Linked DNA regions of Homo sapiens: region 2 is linked to region 1. A link is an interaction called in ENCODE POLR2A ChIA-PET data of the cell type or tissue named here. Cell type or tissue: HepG2. All regions are shown on one strand. Links, peaks and the distances in the headings refer to the core of each region. The heading gives the core; the rest is flanking DNA. Region 1 overlaps SGTA (small glutamine rich tetratricopeptide repeat co-chaperone alpha). Region 2 overlaps ZNF554 (zinc finger protein 554).

Region 1 (10,567 bases), core at 3,837-7,836:
TGGATGCCCCCTCGGACACCCTCCTGGTTCCCTCTCAGAAACCCTCCTGGTTCCCCCTCGGACATCCGCCTGGTCCCCCCTCGGATACCCTGTCTTGTTCCTCATTCCCAGGACTTGACAGCTGCTTCTGCTCATGTCTGTGGTCCCTGCAGTTTCCTGCCAAAGCTCTAAAGGGTGCCAGATGGTGACATCAGGAGAGGCTGTTCTGGAATCTGGAGCTGTAGTCTATGGACAGGTCTTTTTTTAGTACAAGACCTTTCACACAGGTTTCCTGGGTGCCTGGGCCAACTTGGAGGGGCCTCGGCCACAGTGACCTTCACGGCTCTGAGCAGGAAGCCCCGACGTGAGCTTCCCCCGGGGCAGGCTGGCCGGCTGCCTTGAGGCGCCAGCTCAGGAAGGCTTGGCCTCACTGTGCCTCCATTTCCCCCGAAGGCTGGCGATGGTGACTCTAAACATTCAGATGTAACAAGCTGCGTGGAGAAGCAGCCGCCCCCGCCCCCGCCGCTGGAGCAGCCAAGTTCTGGGCTAGTCACGTCCACCTGGGACCTGAGCACGGGACCTTGTCTGTGTCTTTGCAGATGGAAACAAGTGGAGATGAGGTCGCTGTGGTGGCCCTAATGCAGGGATTGAACATGGCCGCACGGAGACGGCCGCGTGAAGACGGAGGCAGAGGCTGAGGCCATGTGGCCACACGAAGAGAGGTGAGGCTCGCTGGCCCCCAGCAGCTGGAAGAGGCAGGACGGAGCCTCCCTTGGGGCCTTCAGAGGGAACGTGGCCCAGCCTGCACCTTCATCTCAGACTTCTGGCCTCCAGAACTGCGAGGGAAATCAATCTTGGTTGTTTTAAGCCAGCCGGGTTGTGAGGGAGAGGCCAGGCGGTTCCCGGATCGTGGCCTGCAAAGCCTGTGAGCTCGGACGGGTTGTTCGGCCTGAGCCTCCGCCTCCATGTCTGTAAAATGGGGAGCTCCATTGTGGCTGCTGTCAGGGGTCGGGGAAAAAATAACCCGGAAGCTGTCAGCCCAGCGCTTGGCGCCCTGCGATATCTGTTGTTAATATCACGATTCTGCCAGGCGTGGTGGCTCACGCCTGTAATCCCAGCACTTTGGGAGGCCGAGGCAGGCAGATCACGAGGTCAGGAGACAGAGACCATCCTGGCCAAACACGGTGAAACCCCATCTCTACTAAAAATACAAAAATTAGCTGGCATGGTGGCACGTGCCTGTAATCCCAGCTACTCGGGAGGCTGAGGCAGGAGAATCACTTGAACCAGGGAGTTGGAGGTTGCAGTGAGCTGAGATCACACCACTGCACTCCAGCCTGGCAACAGAGTGAGACTCCATGTCAAAAAAAAAAAATCATGATTCCTCGTGGTGAGTCTCGTGGCATAGACCTCGGTTGGCTGTTTTTGGCAGTGTGACCTAGGGGAAGCGACTTAACTCTGCTGAGCCTCAGTTTCCTCTTCTGTCCCCCATGGATGGCGACAGCACCTCCCCATCGGGGGGGGGGGGAGGGGTACGAGACCAGGCGTGCACAACGCTGAGTGAACACCCCCACACAGGCAGGTACGTGGACGGGTGCTGGTGCACCCTCCGTGTCCAGATCAACACATGCTGAGGCTATTCCAGAAACGCTGCCCGGCTGTGCAGTTTCACTGGGAGCATTTGGAGAACCTGCTCTGAGGCCAGAAGCAGGCATGGAGAGGGGTTGCTGTGGTGCTGGCGCATGGAGGGGCAGCCCTTGGGGAGGCCCTGGCCGTGGGATGGGACCCCCATCCTCTGTTCTTGCGATGAGGTTCCCTTGGCTGGGCCTCCCTTCTCCACCTGCTCCTTCCGGGCTGGGCTGGGCAGCCGCCTTCCCTGGAATCCACTCCCTGTCCAGGGCCTCTGGTGTCTCTGAGCAGCTGGGTCTTCCCCATCTCTGTCCCTCACTGGCTGACATACAGGGTGGCGGGGCTGTGTGTCACCGGCCTTCCTCCGGGGCCGGGCCCAGCCCGTGCATAGTGGACCTTATTCTTAGTTGCACTCTGTGTGCCAAGACGCATGAGGCAAGGGGCAGGCCTGAGGCCTCAGGAGCTGGGGAACCACCGTGAGGAGAAGCACAGGTTTGAGATCAGACGCTCGGATTCAGGCTGGGTCAGACAGGGCCTGGCCAAGAGGCCGCCAGCCTCGGGATGGACGAGGAAGGGCGAGGCCTGAAGGAATCTTCTACAGTGACAGCTGCCTCTGGATAATTTCTTATTCTTCTCTGCTCTGTGCCCAGATCTGCTCTCCAAGAAGTGACTAAAGCCACAAACACCTACAAGGAAACTCTGACCCAGCACCCAGGAGGCCACGGCTCCTCCTTCTGAGCCAGCACAGTGCAAGGGGTCTCTGCCGCCAGGTCCCACTCCCCAGCTGGGCCCCAGGGACCCTCTGCGCGCAGCCACGCTGACAGGCGGCTCCAGGGGCTGAATACTGTCGTGTGCTGAACTGTGTCCCCCAAATCCATACACTGAAGTCCTAACTGCCAGGACCTTGGAATGCGACCTCACCTGGAAATAAGATCTTGGCGGACAGAATTTGGTAAGATGACATCATACCAGTGTACGGCGGGTCCCTAGAGCAATAACCAATGTCCTTATAAAAAGGGGACATTTGGATGCAGACGCATGCACAGGGAGAACACTGTGTGGATGTGAAGGCAGAAATGGGTGACGCGGCCACACGGCAGGGACACCGAGGGCAGAGATGGGTGACGCGGCCACAGGGCAGGGACACCGAGGGCAGAGGTGGGTGACGCGGCCACAGGGCAGGGACACCGAGGGCAGAAATGGGTGACGCGGCCACAGGGCAGGGACACCGAGGGCAGAGGTGGGTGACGCGGCCACACGGCAGGGACACCGAGGGCAGAGGTGGGTGACGCAGCCACACGGCAGGGACTCCGAGGGCAGAGGTGGGTGACGCGGCCACACGGCAGGGACACCGAGGGCAGAGATGGGTGACGCGGCCACACGGCAGGGACACCGAGGGCAGAGGTGGGTGACGCGGCCACACGGCAGGGACACCGAGGGCAGAGGTGGGTGACGCGGCCACACGGCAGGGACTCCGAGGGCAGAGGTGGGTGACGCGGCCACACGGCAGGGACACCGAGGGCAGAGATGGGTGACGCGGCCACACGGCAGGGACACCGAGGGCAGAGATGGGTGACGCGGCCACAGGGCAGGGACACCGAGGGCAGAGATGGGTGACGCGGCCACACGGCGGGGACACCGAGGGCAGAGGTGGGTGACGCGGCCACACGGCAGGGACACCGAGGGCAGAGGTGGGTGACGCGGCCACACGGCAGGGACTCCGAGGGCAGAGGTGGGTGACGCGGCCACACGGCAGGGACACCGAGGGCAGAGATGGGTGACGCGGCCACACGGCAGGGACACCGAGGGCAGAGGTGGGTGACGCGGCCACAGGGCAGGGACACCGAGGGCAGAGGTGGGTGACGCGGCCACACGGCAGGGACACCGAGGGCAGAGGTGGGTGACACGGCCACACGGCAGGGACTCCGAGGGCAGAGATGGGTGACGCGGCCACAGGGCAGGGACACCGAGGGCAGAGATGGGTGACGCGGCCACACGGCAGGGACACCGAGGGCAGAGATGGGTGACGCGGCCACACGGCGGGGACACCGAGGGCAGAGGTGGGTGACGCGGCCACACGGCGGGGACACCGAGGGCAGAGGTGGGTGACGCGGCCACACGGCAGGGACACCGAGGGCAGAGGTGGGTGACGCGGCCACACGGCAGGGACACCGAGGGCAGAGGTGGGTGACACGGCCACACGGCAGGGACTCCGAGGGCAGAGATGGGTGACGCGGCCACACGGCAGGGACTCCGAGGGCAGAGATGGGTGACGCGGCCACAGGGCAGGGACACCGAGGGCAGAGATGGGTGACGCGGCCACACGGCAGGGACACCAGATTGCCCTCACGTCCTCACAAGGAACGAGCCCCGACAGAACCTTGATCATGGACTTCCGGCCTCCAGGACTGAGAGACGATGAACTCTGTTTCAGCTGCCTGGTCTATGGCACTCTGTCACCGCGGCCCCAGCAAACCGACACTAACACCTGGCAAGCAGGCATCTCAGGACGCACCTCAGTCCTCGTGACGACTCCAACAAGCGGGTCGGCCCTGTCTCCAGCTGAACTGAGCCAGGTTGGGCAGGGACGCGTGGTCGCATGCCCAGGATCACATAGACAGGAGAACAAACGGGCTGTCATCACACGGAAGGGAGCAGTGAAGGGCGGTGGCCGAGGGACACGGAGGGAGGGAGCAGCTGCGCGTTGCTCACTGTGCTGCGGTCCCAGGAGCCAGCTGCCCGAGGGGCAGCTTCTTTTATAAGAAAACGACACTTCCTATCACGTCTATGCAAATGTCCATTTTAACTTTAAGTGCACAGATGTCTAATGGCCCGAGACACGTAGGTTAACACCCGTGCACGCGTACACAGAGGCCTTCACCTACAACCATCCCCGTGTAGACAGCATCAGAGGCAGGGCACCAAAAGCATTAAAACCATGCAGATGACCTACCTGAGCACTTCGCAGACCTAGAACGTCAACTATGTAAAATACCTGCCCATGAACATTGGCAAACTCCTGGCCTCAAGCAATCCTCCCACCCTGGCCTCCCAAAGCGCTGGGATCACAGGTGTGAGCCACCATACCCGGCCTCCTCCAGGAGGCAAATGCTGAGGAAAGCCGTGGATTCTACTGACCCACTGGATTTTGCTGAAGCTGTGTGCGCGCGCATGTGTGTGTGTGCGTGCATGTCTCTCCAGATTCTGTCTCTCTCCCAGACCAGCGGTTCTCGATGGATGTGCTGAGACACTTGGTGTTGTCTCACATGGAGTGGGGGGAGGCCAGGGACGCTGCTCAGTGCCCTGGAGTGCCCAGGACGGCTCCATCCCAGAGGATGATCCGGCCTCAACATCCACAGCTCCCACTGGGAGAAAGCTGGACTAGAAGAGGAGGACCTGAAGAGCCTGTGGGTGCACCAGGCCCTTGACACAACACCGTCTCATGACCTCGGCGCAGTGACCTATGCGGCAGGACTGGGGATGGAGGTGTTCACTCAAGGCCACTGGAGCCACAGGCACGGCAGGATCCGCGCCCGGCAGGCGCCTGACCTGCCCCCACACTCAAGATCAGAGGCGTTCAGTGTCTTGGTTCCCCTAAAATGCCTCTACATGAGGTGAACAGCCACCACCCCCTAGAAAATGAGGCGTGGGCTGCCTGACCGCATAACCCACCCCGCGCCAGAGACAAGCAAGGCATTGGCCCGCCACGCTTTAAACAGTGGCTGACGTCAGACTCAGATGACACCGGCGACGTGGACCTCCACGCCACTAAACAAGCATAGTCCCAGACACACTGGGTGTGCCCACAGCTTTGTTTCCCTTTCAGGGAAAGCAACATCCATCAGCAATCATTAAAAAACAAAACAAAACAGAGAGCAAAAGAGCCAGACCCAAAGCACACACAGGGTGTGACACCGACTCCATTTCTATGAAATGTCCAGGACAGGCCCATCCAGAGACAGGAAGGAGACGCGTGGGTGCCGGGGCTTGGGGAGGGGAAGGGGAGTGACAGCTGGTGGGGACCAGCTTCCTTGCTCCCTTTTGGGGCGATGAGACAGCTCTGGAACCAGAGAGTGGTGATGGTTGCACAACCCTGTGAAGGCACCAAATGCCACTGAATTTCACGGTGTGGGGATCACAGCGGTGTGGGAATCACAGCTCAATGTTTTAAAGGGGGAGAAATCTACAAGAGCTGTGTTTTGTGTCGCTGGACAGGGAGTTACGGTCTTCCTGAAAGCTCCTGCGGGATGGTAATGAGTTTTCCGCCCCCATCTCAGGACACAATGGACAGCCCAGAACTTTGAGGTCTGGGATCAGGACTGCCTAGAGCCGGCGGGCAGCCAGTCCCAGAATCCAAAGATCTCATGTACGACACATCAGGGCCCACGGCAGTCAACCACCACCAGAAAGTGAAACCACAAAAGCTGACGTCATCCGCCCCGGCCAACAGGGTTCAGAGAGCAAACCAGTCAGGTCTCCTGACCCCCAAGCCCAAGGAAAACAGACACATGCCACCCGAAAGGTGAAGATTTTTGGTTTACGGAGTTTCTTTTGTTTTATTTTTAAGCACGTTTTGACAACAGCATTACAATAGCCAAAAGCAAACAGCCCAAGTGTCCACGGACAGGTGAGTGGATCAACACAATGTGGCCTAGCCACACGACGGAACGCTACGCAGCCATGAAAAGGAAATCCTGACCAGGCTACAACATGGGCGGACCTTGAGGACGTCGCACTCAGTGAAATAAGCCAGAAACAAAGGTACAAAACCTGTGTGACTCCCCTCCTAGGCGGTCCCTAGAGTCGTTGGATTCACAGAGACCAAAAGTGGAATTGGGGGTGCCAGGGGCTGGGGAGTGAATGTTTCATGGGGACAGAATTTCAGCCTGGGGAGATGAGAAACTTCTGGAGATGATGGTGGCGATGGCTACATAGCTGTGTGAATGTGCTTAAAGCCACTGAACTGTGCATTTATAACTGATTAAGATGGTAATTTTTGGCCTGGCATGGTGGCTCACGCCTGTAATCCCAGAACTTTTGGAGGCAGAGGCAGGTGGATCACCTGAGGTCAGGAGTTTGAGACCAACATGGTGAAACCCCATCTCTACTAAAAATGCAAACAAAATTAGCCAATCATGGTGGCGCACACCTGTAGTCCCAGCTACTCAGGAGGCTGAGGCGGGAGAATCGCTTGAACCCGGGAGGTGGAGGCTGCAGTGAGCTGCGATAGAGCCACTGCACTCCAGCCTGGGTGGCAGAGCAAAACTCCGTCTCAAAAAAAAAAGAAAGACTGGTCGGGCACAGTGGCTCATGCCTGTAATCCCAACACTTTGGGAAGCCGAGGCAGGCGGATCACCTGACATCAGGAGTTCGAGACCAGCCTGACCAACAGGTGAAACCCAGTGTACAAAAAATAGCCGGTCGTAGTGGTGCGCGCCTGTAATCCCAGCTACTTGGGAGGCTGAGGCAGGAGAATCACTTGAACTCGGGAGGTGGAGGTTGCCGTGAGCCAAGATCGCACTACTGTACTCCAGCCTGGGCAATAAGAGCAAAACTCCATCTCAGAAAAAAAAAAAAAGACCAGGCGCAGTGGCTCACACCTGTGATCCCAGCAGCACTTCGGGAGGCCAAAGCGGGGGGATCACTTGAGCATAGGAATTCAAGAGCAGCCTGGGCAACATAGGGAGACCCCATCTCTGCAAAACATTAAAAAATTAGCTGGGTGTGGTGGCACACATCTATAGCCCTAGCTGCTTGAGGGGCTGAGGCAGGAGGATCGCTTGAGCCCAGGAGGTCCGTGCTGCAGTGAGCTGTGATCACACCAATGCACTCCAGCCTGGGAAAGAGAGTGAGACCCTGCCTCAAGAAAAGAGTTTCTCTTCAAAGTCTGGGGTCTTTGAGATGAGGGTCACACCCAACCAGGTGTCTTTAGCTGAGAATGGTGCCGACATCTCTTCAGAGGTTTCATTGGAAATGATTCTGTAACAGGCGGCATCAGGTCAGGATCCCCAGGCAGACACACCTCACTTGGTGACCTCAGATTTGGAAGAGGCAACAGCAAGCAGCAGAAACAAGACCTGGGCCAGGAGCGGTGGCTCAGGCCTATAATCCCAGCACTTTGGGAGGCTGAAGTGGTCTGGAGTTCCTGACCAGCCTGGCTTCTACTAAAAATACAAAAATTAGCCGGGTGTGGTGGCGGGTGCCTGTAATCCCAGCTACTCGGGAGGCTGAGGCAGGAGAGTTGCTTGAACCTGGGAGGTGGAGACTGCACTGAGCTGAGATCGCACCACTGCACGCCAGTCTGGGTGACAAAGCAAGACGTCATCTCAAAAAAAAAAAAAAAAAAAGAAATCAGACCTGGCTGAGTCCCCGCATAAACCTAGAAGGCGGGGGTCACAGCCCCCTCTTACAGAGGGAGTGACAGGCCCAGACAGGTGGCACACGCAAGATCCTACCAGTGACAGCTGGAACTCGGCTTAGCATTCCAGGCACACAGGGCCTAGCACGATCCACGCTGAGGGGTGTGGGGGGCAGGGGTGTGTGTGTGGAGGGGGATGTGCGTTCCTTCGCAGGGAACTAACACAGAATAAACCAAGAAATCTCATCTTTGGTTCTTTGGTGTACCTGTTTCCTTCTCTCTTAAACTGAGGTGTGAGAACTGGACAGGGTGGCAGGTGGCTAGGGACCCAATGAGGGTTCAGAAAGTGGAAAGAGTTGCATTCACTGAGTCACACTCCTCTCTTCCAGTGCCGCCGGTGCCTCTGTACCCCAGGGCTTTTGCACGTGCTGCTTTCCCTCCTGGAACACCGCCCCCCCCGGCCCCCGCCGCCACATCCCAGAGAACCTCTTAGCCTCAGGGTCTCCACCCTACCCCATCCCTGTTACCCTGGGACAGAGCTGAGCAGAAGTGCCCCAGCTTAGACACCCTGGGCTAGGGGATGCCACGGATCCCCAAGAGACTCTGTGTCCCATGATCATTTGCTCTACTAAGGTCCCAGGAGGCTGCACACATTGAAATTCACAAACTATGGAGGATTGCTTGAGCCCAGGAGTTTGAGGCCAACTTGGGCAACAAAGTGAGGCCCTGTCTCTAACAAAACAAAACAAAACAAAAGATAAAATAAATCCACACACTAAGGGGAGAGGGAGCAAGGAGGTGAATCCTAGGAGCTGGGGACCCCCTGATTTCCACCCTCTGCCCAATCAGAAGTTTATTCTGCTGTCCAGTGTGAGCAGGAGCAAGCTCAATTTTTTTCCCAAATAATTAATGCAGGTCTGTCGCCTGTGGCACTGTGGGCATCTTGGGTGGATGATTCTGTCCTGCGCACGGCAGGGGGCTGAGCAGCACCCCTGGCTCCCCCCACTGCACACCAGAAACACTCTCCAGTTGAGACAACCACACATGTCCCCAGACACTGCCAAACCGCCCCCAGCTGTAAATCACTGATGGCCACTAAGTGGGAAGAAAGGCTGGAAGTCAGTACAGGTCAGCTTTTTCTGTCCAAAATGACTTTGCTGTGAGCTTTCTGAAAACCTTCTGCTTGTAGGCTATTCTGGGTTTCAGAACTGCGGGTCCACGGTGGAGGACTGCTCAACTAAGGGAAGCACAGGCCCTGCCCAGCATGTGACACAGGCCAGTGGTGCCAGGACCTGTGGCTTCTCTGCTGTCCCCAAGGTGGGGGACATCATCAAACGGTTCTCAAATCTGCTTCAACAGCCAGGCTTTCCCGTAAGAAAGTTTTCTGCTCTTCAGAGGGGGGTCCAGCAAGCATGAGGACGGCATTTTCCTCAACTGCCGTTTGGCACTCGGTGTCTTTGGAACAATCACAACTTGTAGGGTTTGGCTGTGGGACAGCATCTCAAAGAAGGCCTGCTGTGTCTCCCAACAGCGAGGGCTTTATGGATGCTCAGGAGCCATGGCCGAGGCCTGGTTTCAAGGCAGAGGCCGCAGAAGTGAGGGTGGGAGGGTGCTGGCCCATGGGGGTGGCGCCAGCTCCAATGTTGGGGGCTTCAGCGTCCCTTTCGGCTCTGAGCCGATGACTCCACATCCCACCTTTTCATTTTATCATTAAAATAAAAACAAAATCAAAACACAGCCACCTCGGTCGGGGCGGTGGCTCACACCTGTAATCCCAGCACTTTGGGAGGCCGAGGTGGGAGAATCGCTTGAGTCCAGGTGTTTAAGACCAGCTTGGGCAATACAGTGTATAGTGAGACCCTACAAAAGAGACTCTAAAAAAAAAAAATAGAATTAGCCTGATGTGGCGGCACACACTAGTAGTCCCAGCTACTTGGGAGGCTGAGGCGAGAGGATTGTTTAAGCCCAGGAGTTGGAGGCTGCAGTGAGCTGTGATTGGGCCCTGCACTCCAGCCTGGGTGACAAAGTGAGACCCTGTCTCTAAAAACAAACAAAAAACTCACAACCACCTCTCTTCCTTATTTCCCTGCCCAGAAGGGATCATTCAATGGAAAAAAATAGAACATCCTCGTAAACTGAGGTCGTCTTACCTCCTCACACCCCAGTAGGAAGGGCCCGCTCTTACCCACTACCTTCTGTGAACACTCTGCCCAACTCCATCCCAAATCCACGGTGCTTCTCACCAACAGCAGGGCAGGAGAGCCGGGTGCCCTGCTCCTCACTCCCTCTTAGGATACCCGAGTTCTAGCTCAGTCTCCTGCCCACTCCCCACATCGAAGCCTACTTCCTTCTAAAATGCCACCAGGAGATCGCTGCACACATAAAAGCTCTCAACTGCTCCTTGCAACCCCAGGAGTGTGCATAGGAGGCCTCTCACCAGCTGGGGGTCATCTGTGGGGCCTACACCAAACCCTGTACATGCCACTCAAACTCAAGTGCTCACCTCCCCTGCCCAACTCCGCCAGGAGAGAATCTAGTATTCCTGCAAACTCCTATCTCTGGCCCAGCATCTCTTACAAGGCTTTCTATCTCTTGACAGAC
Region 2 (10,567 bases), core at 3,271-7,270, 57 kb after region 1:
ACTGACTTATGGACTTTGCACCTTGACCTTTCTCAACTTCCCTGGTGCCACCAACCTCACCCCTCCTCCCATGAACGTGGGTGGCGATGGACCCATCTTGAGCAGAACTGCTGTGATATTCTAGGAATTAGTAACCTTTGAGGACGTGTCCATGGACTTCTCCCAGGAGGAGTGGGAGTTGCTGGAGCCTGCTCAGAAGAACCTGTACAGAGAGGTGATGCTGGAGAACTACAGGAACGTGGTCTCCCTGGGTAAGGCAAGCATCACTAATTCCTGTGTTCATTGATTCACATTTATCTGGTGTATTAGTCTGTTCTCACACTGCTAATAAAGAAATACCCAAGACTGGGTAATTTGTAAAGGAAAGGGGGTTTAATGGACTCAGTTCCACATGGCCGGGGAGGGCTCACAATCATGGTGGAAGGCGAATGAGGAACAAAGTCACATCTTACGTGGCGGTAGGCAAGAGAGCTTGTGCAGGGGAACTCCCATTTGTAAAACCGTCAGATCTCGTGAGACTTATTCATTACCACGAGAACAGTATGGGGAAAACCACCTCCGCCATGATTCAGTTATCTCCCCCTGGCTCCACCCTTGACGTCGGGATTATTACAATTCAAGGTGAGATTTGGATGGCAACACAGCCAAACCATGTCATCTAGCATCTACTATGTGTCTGGCACCATGCTGGGAATGGGGGATTCATTGGTAAGTAAGACAGACATGGGTCCTGGTTTTGTGGCTTTCGTGGTCTGGTTTCTCTGAGAACAGATGACCTTACTTGTTCAGTACGTGATAGCTGGAGCTGCAGTGCAATTGCATGTCTCAGCTCAGGCATAGATAACTTCTCTGATTCCCCTTGGGAACAAAGTCAGAGTGTCTTAGTCCGTTTCACACTGCTATAAAGAGTACCACCTAGGCTGGGTGTGGTGGCTCATGCCTGTTATCCAAGCACTTAGGGATCACAAGGGTGATCACCTGAGGTCAGGAGTTCAAGACCAGCCTGGCCACTGTGGTGAAACCCTGTCTCTACTAAAAATGGCGGGCACCTGTAATCCCAGCTACTCAGGAGGCTGAGGCAGGAGACTTGCTTGAACACGGGAGGCAGAGGTTGCAGGGTTGCAGTGAGCCAAGATTGCACCACTGCACTCCAGCCTGGGTGACAGAGCAAGACTCCGTCTCAAGAAAAAAAAAAAAAAAGCAAGAAAAGAGGTTTAATGGAGTCACAGTTCCACATGGCTCGGGAGGCCTCAGGACACTTACAATCACGGCAGAAGGGGAAGCAGGCACCTTCTTCAAAAGGCAGCAAGAGAGGGAAGAGAGCAGGGGAAACCTTATAAAACCATCAGATCTCATGAGAACTCACTATCACGAGAACAGCATGGGGGAACTGCCCCCATGATCTCATCACCTCCCATCAGGTACCTCCCTTGACACGTGGGGATTACGATTGGAGATTACAATTCGAGGTGAGATTTGGGTCGGGAGACAGCTCAACCATATCACAGAGCATTTGTACTCTTTCTGCCAAGGTAAAGAGCCATCATTAAAAAAAAAAATGTTTTTACTGTGATAAAAAATGTAGGCTGGGCGTGGTGGTTCATGTCTGTAATCCCAGCACTTCAGGAGGCCAAGGTGGGTGGATCACTTGAGGCCAGGAGTTTGAGACCAGCCTGACCAATGTGGCAAAACCCCATCTCTACTAAAAATACAAAAATTAGCTGGGCATGGTGATAGACGTCTGTAATCCCAGCTACTTGGGAGGTCGAGGCATGAGAATCGCTTGAACCTGAGAGGCAGAGGTTGCAGTGAGCCAAGATCGTACCACTGGACTCCAGCCTGGGCGACAGAGCGAGACTCTGTCTCAAAAAATATATATACAGCAGTGGCTCACGCCTGTAATCCCAGCACTCTGGGAGGCCAAGGCGGGGTAGATCACCTGAGAGACCAGCTTGACCAACATGGAGAAACCTTGTCTCTACTAAAAATACAAAATTAGCCAGGCGTGGTGGCGCATGCCTGTAATCCCAGCTACTCAGGAGGCTGAGGCAGGAGAATCGCTTGAACCCAGGAGGTGGAGGTTGCGGTAAGCTGAGATCGTGCCACTGGACTCCAGCCTGGGCAACAAGAGCAAAACTCCCTGTCAAAAAAATAAAAAAAGTATATATACATATATATATGCACACACGTATCTATCTATATATCTCTATATAAACATAAAATGTGCCTTTTTCACCCCTTTTAAGTGTGCAGTTCAGTGGCACTAAATGCATTCAGCATGTACTACAGCCACCACAACTGTCCATTTCCAGAACTTTTATCCTCAACCAAAACTCTGTACCCGTTAAATTCTCCCTCCCCAGCCCCTCCTTCAGCCCCTTGTAACCATGAGTCACTCTCCATCTCTATGGATTTGCCTACCCTGGACATTTCTTTTCTTTTCTTTTTTTGAGACGGAGTCTCGCTCTGTCGCCCAGGCTGGAGTGCAGTGGCGTGATCTTGGCTCACTGCAAGCTCCGCCTCCTGGGTTCACGCCATTCTCCTGCCTCAGCCTCCGGAGTAGCTGGGACTACAGGCGCCCGCCACCATGCCCGGCTAATTTTTTAATAATTTTTTGTATTTTTAGTAGAGATGGGATTTCACTGTGTTAGCCAGGATGGTCTCAATCTCCTGACCTTGTGATCTGCCCACCTCGGCCTCCCAGAGTGCTGGGATTACAGGCAGGAGTCACCGTGCCCGGCAGACATTTCATATAAATGGAATCATATAATATGTGGCCTTTTGTGTCTGGCTGATTTCACTGGGTGTGATGTTTTCAGTGTTCATTTACATTGTAGCCTGTGTCAGTGCTTTGTTCATAGATGAAGAAGATTCCATCGTGTGTATACAACACGCTGTGTCCATCCATTCACCAGTTGATGGACGCCTGGGTTTCCACCTTTCCGCTGTTGTGAATCCTGTTGCTGTCAGCATTGGCAAACAAGTATCTGTTTCAGTCACTGTTTTCAGTGCTTTGGGTCAATACTAGGAGTAGAATTGCTGGATCATGCGGTAATTCTATGTTTAGAATTTAGCTTTTTCAGGAACTGCCATACTGGCTTTTCTTTTGTTTTTTTGTTTTGAGACAGAGTCTCACTTTGTTGCCCAGGCTGGAGTGCAGTGGCACTCTCTCAGGTCACTGCAACCTCTGCCTCCGCAGTTCAAGTGATTCTCATGCCTCAGCCTCCCAAGTAGCTGGAATTACAAGTGTGCACCACCACACCTGTTTTTGTATTTTTTTTTTTTTATGAGACGGAGTTTCGCTCTCGTTGCCCAGGCTGAAGTGCAGTGGTACAATCTAGGCTCACCACAACCTCCACCTCCCAGGTTCAAGCGATTCTCCTGCCTCAGCCTCCCCAGTAGCTGGGATTACAGGCATGCGCCACCACACCCGGCTACTGTTTTTGTATTTTTAATAGAGATGGATTTTTGCCATGTTGGCCAGGGTGGTGTTGAACTCATGACCTCTAGTGATCCACCTACTTCCGCTTCCCAAAGTGCTGGGATTACAGACGTGAGCCACTGTGCCCAGCCCCATACTGGGTTTTGTATCAGCATGTATATTTTCCATTCCCACCAGCAGTGCAGACTGTTGCAATTTCTCCACATCCTTGGCAACACTTACTATTTTTTATTATGGCCTTTCTAATATGTGTGAAGTGGTATCTCATTGCGGTTTTGATATGCATTCCCCTAATGACCAATGACATCGAGCATCCATTCCTGTGTTTATTGACCATTTGTGTATCGATTTTTGGGGGAAATGTAAGATCTGTAATTTTTTTTTTTTTTTTACTCTGTCGCCCATGCTGGAATGCAGTGCTGCAATCTCGGCTCACTGCAAGCCCTGCCTCCCGAGTTCATGTCATTCTCCCGCCTCAGCCTCCCAAGTAGCTGGGACTACAGGCGCCTGCCACCACACCCGGCTAATTTTTTGTATTTTTAGTAGAGACGGGGTTTCACCGTGTTAGCCAGGATGGTCTTGATCTCCTGACCTCATGATCCACCCGCCCTGCCCTCCCAAAGTGATGGGATTACAGGTGTGAGCCACTGCACCCGCCCTTTTTTTTTTTTTTTTTTTTTGAGACAGAGTCTCACTCTCATTGCCCAGCCTGGGGTGCAGTGGTGTGATCACAGCTCACTGCAGCCTTGACCTCCCCAGGGCTCAAGTGATCTTCCCACCTCAATCTCCCAGGTAGCTGGGACTATAGGCTTAGACCACCACACCTGGCTAGTTTTTTTGTTTGTTTGTTTTTGGTTTTTTTTTGGTAGGTCCGGGGTCTTGTCATGTTGCTCAGGCTGGTCTCAAACTCCTGTGTTCCAGTGATCACCTGCCTCTGGGCCTCCCAAAGTGTTGGGATTACAGGTGTGAGCCACCACGCCCAACCAGATCTGTAATTTTTTTTTTCTTTGAGACTGAGTCTTGCTCTGTTGCCCAGGCTGGAGTGCAATGCCACGACCTCGGCTCACTGCAACCTCTGCCTCCTGGGTTCAAGTGATTCTCCCACCTCAGCCTCCTGAGTAACTGGGGTTACAGGCATGCACCACCACGCCCAGCTAATTTTTGTATTTTTAGTAGAGATGGGGTTTTACCATGTTGGCCAGGCTGGTCTCAAACTCCTGACCTCAGGTGATCCGCCTGCCTCGGCCTCCCAAATTGCTGGGATTACAGGAGTGAGCCACCATGCCTGGCACAGATCTGTAATTTTTTAACTAGAAAATAAAATCATTATCTTGTGCTACCTCTCAAGTATACTCTTGTCTTTTTCAGAAGCCTTGAAGAACCAATGTACTGATGTGGGGATTAAAGAGGGTCCACTTTCCCCAGCACAAACCTCACAAGTCACTAGTCTTTCCTCATGGACGGGGTATTTACTTTTTCAACCAGTGGCTTCTTCCCACTTGGAGCAAAGAGAAGCCCTGTGGATAGAGGAAAAAGGAACTCCTCAAGCCTCCTGTTCAGGTGAGAATCAGGCAGATAGAAACCATTGGGATGGCAGTGGCATCGTGGGAAACATTGGTCAGAGAGCTCTTCACAAGGCCCTGATTCTGTAAGGAGAATGCCAAGATCCCTTTCTCGGACACCTTCAGTTCATTTTCTGGCAGCTTTCTCCTTCTCTTTACTACCTTACATGACCTCTCTCTGGATACAGAGAAAAGAGTATCTCATTTTCTTGTTTTATTTATTTATCTTAAGACAGGGTCTCACTCTGTGGCCCAGGCTGGAGTGCAGTGGCATGGTCATATCTCACTGCATCCTCACCTTCCTGGGCTCAAGTGATCCTCCTGCCTCAGTCTCCTGAGCAGCTGGGACTATAGGCACATGCCATCACTCCCACCTATTTTGTTTTTCTCAGAGATGGAGTCTCACTGTGTTTCCCAAGCTGGTCTTGAATTCTTGGACTCAAGTGATCCTCCTTTCTCAGCCTCCCAAAGTGTTGGGAGTACAGGCATCAGCCATGACTCCTGGCCCCATTTTCTTCTATTTTTTCCCCCCATTTTCTTCTTGAAGCCATTTTGCCTATGTTTCTAGTTGTCTCTTCCCTCTTTGCTTTCTTGATAATTCTTTCTCTCTGCCAGACATATTCTCCCAGCTTAACAGGGTAATTTCTTTCTTTTTTTTTGAAACAGTCTCGCTCTTGTTGCCCAGGCTACAGTGCAGTGGTGTGATCTCGGCTCACTGCAACCTCCACCTCCCAGGTTCAAGCGATTCTTCTGCCTCAGCCTCTTGAGTACAGGTGTGTGTGCCACCACGCCTAGCTAATTTTTGTATTTTTAATAGAGACAGGGTTTCACCATGTTGATCAGGCTCAAACTCCTGACCTCAGGTGATCCACCTGCCTCGGCCTCCCAAGGTGCTGGGATTACAGGCGTGAGCCACTGCACCTGGCCTACAGAGTAATTTCTTTCTGCATTGATATTTCCCTGCCTTTTCCCATCACTGTCAATCTTCCACTGCTGCATCTCATCCTCAGTGGCCTTCCTTGCCACCCATCTCTCTTTTTCCCATCCTTCCCGCATGTTCAGAGTTGATATTTGAACATCAGTCCGCACAGGCCTTGTAGATGTCAGAAGGACTTCTGTCCCGCTGGTTTTCAAGTAGCTGTTTCTTCTTCTAAAAAAATGGTTTCCGCCTCAATTTATTTCAGATTGGATGACTGTACTAAGAAACCAAGACTCAACTTACAAGAAGGTGGCTTTGCAGGAGGAACCAGCCAGTGGTATAAATATGATAAAGCTTATCAGAGAAGATGGGGGATGGAAGCAGTTAGAGGACAGCCATGAAGACCCCCAGGGGCTTTTGAGCCAAAAGGCATCCCTTCACGTAGTGGCCGTTCCTCAGGAGAAGGCTACTGCATGGCATGGATTTGGGGAAAATGGTAATCTGAGCCCAGCCCTTGTTTTATCACAGGGAAGCTCTAAAGGGAACCACTTGTGTGGCAGCGAGTTAGATATTACAAGCTTGGCATCCGATTCAGTCTTAAACCACCATCAGCTGGGATATGCAGATCGGAGACCTTGTGAAAGTAATGAATGTGGAAATGCCATCCGCCAGAACAGTCACTTTATTCAACACGGGGGGAAGATGTTTGTGTATTTGGAAAATGGGCAGTCATTGAACCACGGTATGGCCCTGACTATCCACAACAAAATCAACACGGCAGAGAAACCCTTTGAGTGCCACCAGTGTGGGAAGGTGTTCAACCGGAGGCATTCTTTGAGCGAACATCAAAGAATTCACACGGGGGAGAAACCCTACGAGTGTCAGGAGTGTGGGCGAGCCTTTACGCACAGCTCCACCCTCACGCGCCATCTGAGAACTCATACTGGAGAGAAGCCCTACGGGTGCGGTGAGTGCGGGAAAGCCTTCAACAGGATCTCATCGCTGACTCAGCATCAGAGGATTCACACCGGGGAAAAGCCCTATAAATGTGAAGACTGTGGGAAATCCTTCTGCCAGAGCTCTTACCTGATCTTGCACAAGAGGACACACACCGGAGAGAAGCCCTACGAATGCAGTGAATGTGGAAAGGCCTTCAGTGACCGTTCCTCTCTCAACCAGCACGAGCGAACTCACACGGGCGAGAACCCCTATGAATGTAAGCAGTGTGGGAGAGCCTTCAGCCAGAGGTCTTCCCTTGTGAGGCACGAGAGAACTCACACTGGAGAGAAACCCTACAGGTGTCAGGAATGTGGGAAAGCCTTCAGCCAGAGCTCATCCCTTGTCACACATCAGAAAACTCACAGCAGCCAGAAAACCTATAAAATCATTGACTGTGGGAAAGCGTTCTACCAGAACAGACATCTTATTGGATATTAGCAATTGCACGCTGCTTTGTAAGCCACTTTTTAGTACTCTGACACATACATGTGGTTATCTTTTGCCCTGTTGTGATGGATAATTTGAAAAGAAGTGGGTTTATGTCACCTTCTCACCTTCTTATAAGAAAGCTCTGAGAATGGGCATTTTTGTATTTTGTTGTTGTTGTTGAGATGGAGTCTGCCACCCAGGCTGGAGTCCAGTGGCGTGATCATACCTCACTGCAGCTTCAACTTCCTGGGCTCAAGTAATCCTCCCACCCCAGCCTCCCAGGTAGCTAGTACTATAGGTGTGCACCACCACGCCCAGCAAATTTTTAAATTTATTATAGAGTGGGAGGCAGGGTGCGGTGGCTCATGCCTATAATCCTAACACTTTAGGAGGCCGAGGCGGGTGGATCATGAGGTCAGGAGATCGAGACCATCCTGGCTAACACAGTGAAACCCTGTCTCTACTAAAAATACAAAAAAGTAGCCGGGCGTGGTGGTGGGCGCCTGTAGTCCCAACTACTCAGGAGGCTGAGGCAGGAGAATGGTGTGAACCCGGGAGGTGGAGCTTGCAGTGAGCCGAGATCGCACCACTGCACTCCAGCCTGGGAGACAGAGCGAGACTCCGTCTCAAAAAAAAAAAAAAAATTATAGAGTTGGGGTCTTGCTACATTGCCAAGACTGGTCTTGAACTCCTGGGGTCAAGCATCCTCCTGTCTTGGCCTCCCAAAGTGTTGGGATTAGAAGCATGAGCCGCTGTGCCCAGCCTGACGGGGCCTTTTAGTGGGAGGAGTTGCCATTACACTACGTCCAGTAAGCTCCAGACTTTCGGAAAAGATTGGTGGACGGGAATGCTGTCATGGATGGGATCTTGCCAAGAACCATCACGTGTTAATTTAGTTGCTTAAACAAAAGGTGTTCTGTTTCTTAACTACTTCTGTGTCTTTACTTTTTATTTCATTGTTCATTGTTTTTATTTTAATATTCTTTTCTGGGTTTATATGAGACGAGTTTTCACTCTGTTGCTGAGGCTGAAGTGCAGTGGCGTGATCATAGCTCCCTGTAGTCAGCCTTCATCTCCTGGACTCAAGCAATCCTCCCACCTCAGCCTCTCCGGTAGCTGGGACTACACATGTGCACCGCTACCACACCCAGCTAAATTTTTTTTTTGTATTTTTGTAGTGATGGGCTTTCACCAGGTTGCCCAGGCTGGTCTCAAACTCCTGAGCTCAAGCAATCCACCCACCTTGGCCTCCCAAAGTGCTGGTATTACAGGTGTGAGCCACCGTGCTGGTATTACGGGTGTGAGCCACTGTGCTGGGATTACGGGCGTGAGCTGCCCATGCTGGGATTACGGGTGTGAGCCACCGTGCTGGTATTACGGGTGTGAGCCACCGTGCTGGGATTACGGGCGTGAGCCACTGTGCTGGGATTACGGGCGCGAGCCACTGTGCTGGGATTACAGGTGTGAGCCACCCTGCTGGGATTATGGGTGCGAGCCGCCGTGCTGGGATTACAGGTGTGAACCACTGCTCCTGGCCTTTATTTCAGCATTCTGTTTCAGTGTTTCACATTGGCCACTTAGCTAGATCCGTTTGTCTTCTGCAGTACTGTGCTGATCCAGAGTATATGCTAAGACGGAAAGCGCTTTGGAGGTAAAGTTTAAAAAATACAAGGGCTTCAAAATAGTACTAGTAATTTGATCCATTCACAAAAGGACAAAGGCTGGACAGAGACGTGAAGAAATGAATCATTTACGCAATGATTGGGGTGTTCCAATTATGTGTGATTTTGTGTTTTCTGCCGTTTCATTTTGTATTGCCATAATCATTTTGACAATGAATACAAATCAAATAGCACCCAAAATTGTGAAGGATACGGAACCTCATTGATGAGTCAGGATAGACTGTGGGTACCTAGATGGTAGAGACATAGTATAGTAGACTTTGGGACATAGAGGGTGGAATGACCTTTGGTGGCCTGGGAAAAGTCCCGCCTGTGAGATGTCCCTAGCAAAATCAAGACCAGGAGTGCTGATGTGCATTATCGTCATGAACATGTATTGGATGCTTACTGTATACCAAGCACCAGCCAAGTACTTCCATGTGGTTCTTCATTTAGCCCTCACGACCCCATGAGATAATCACTATTCACATTCCATTTTACAGAAGACAAAACGGAAATAATTTGCTCAAGGTCACACAATTAGAAAGGAGTAGAATCTGGGCTGGGCACAGTGGCTCACACCTGTGATCCCAGCACTTTGAGAGGCTGAGGTGGGTGGATCACTTGAGGTCAGGAGTTCGAGACCAGCCTGGCCAACATGGTGAAGCCCCATGTCTACCAAAAAATACAAAAATTAGGGAGGCCGAGATGGGCGGATCACCTGAGGTCAGGAGTTCGAGACCAGCCTGACCAACATGGAGAAACCGCATCTCTACTAAACATACAAAATTAGCCGGCATGGTGGTGCATGCCCGTAATCCCAGCTACTCGGAGGCTGAGGCAGGAGAATCGCTTGAACCCGGGAGGTGGAGGTTGCTGTGAGCTGGGACAGTACCATTACACTCCAGCTCTGGGCAACAAGAGTGAAACTCTGTCTCAAAAAAAAAAAAAAAAAAAAATCTGGGCGTCGTGGTGCACGCCTCTAGGCCCAGCTATTCAGGAGGCTGTGGCATGAGAATAGCTGATGTTTCAGTGAGCCGAGATGGTGCCATTGCACTCTAGCCTGGGTGACAGTGAGACTCTGTCTCAAAAAAAAAAAAAAAAAGTAGTGGACTCTGGATTTGACCTTGAGCACCCTGTACAAAGCCACACCTCATTTGCCAGGCCACCAAGCAGGGGAACTGTTTTCCAAATGTTCTCTTGGAAAGCTGGGTGTAGTGGCTCACAACTGCAATCCCAGTATTTTGGGAGCCTGAGGTGGGAGGATCACTTGAGCCCAGGTGTTCAAAACCAGCCTGGGCAACATTGACCCTGTCTCTGCAAAAAATACAAACATTAGCCAGGCATGGTGGCTCACGCCTGTAGTCCCAGCTACTCTGGGGGCTGAGGTGGAAGGACCGCTTGAGCCCAGGAGGCTGAGGCTGCAGTGAGCTATGAGCATACCACCGCACTGCAGCCTGAGTGACAAAGCAAGACCCTGTCTCAAAAAAATTTTACAAATTTTCTCTTAGGACTCATCTAACTTTCCTGTGAATGTTCCCTTTTTCCTTGAGCT

Evidence for each region. Peaks named below come from ENCODE experiments on the same cell type or tissue, not always from the same donor. Only the 100,000 strongest peaks of a DNase experiment are listed, where the experiment ranks them.
Region 2: POLR2A ChIA-PET joins it to region 1 with 7 read pairs; 11 of 35 experiments call an interaction of 5 or more read pairs at or near these places.

Annotation. Positions count from the first base shown.
Region 1 is chr19:2,770,081-2,780,647 of GRCh38, forward strand. All of the region lies in intron 1 of SGTA (small glutamine rich tetratricopeptide repeat co-chaperone alpha), which reads right to left. Among named protein-coding and RNA genes, the nearest start is that of SGTA, 7.9 kb to the right of the region's middle. In HepG2, for the core only: no CTCF peak of the experiment used is centred there; a DNase peak (open chromatin) is centred at 6,031; H3K4me3 peaks cover 1,057 bases.
Region 2 is chr19:2,827,493-2,838,059 of GRCh38, forward strand. It overlaps ZNF554 (zinc finger protein 554), which reads left to right. Exons shown (of 5, transcript NM_001102651.2): 3 at 125-251; 4 at 4,811-5,002; 5 at 6,189-9,243. The coding sequence ends at 7,360. Among named protein-coding and RNA genes, the nearest start is that of ZNF555, 8.7 kb to the right of the region's middle. RefSeq lists silencers at 666-866, 6,806-7,006. In HepG2, for the core only: no CTCF peak of the experiment used is centred there; no DNase peak of the experiment used is centred there.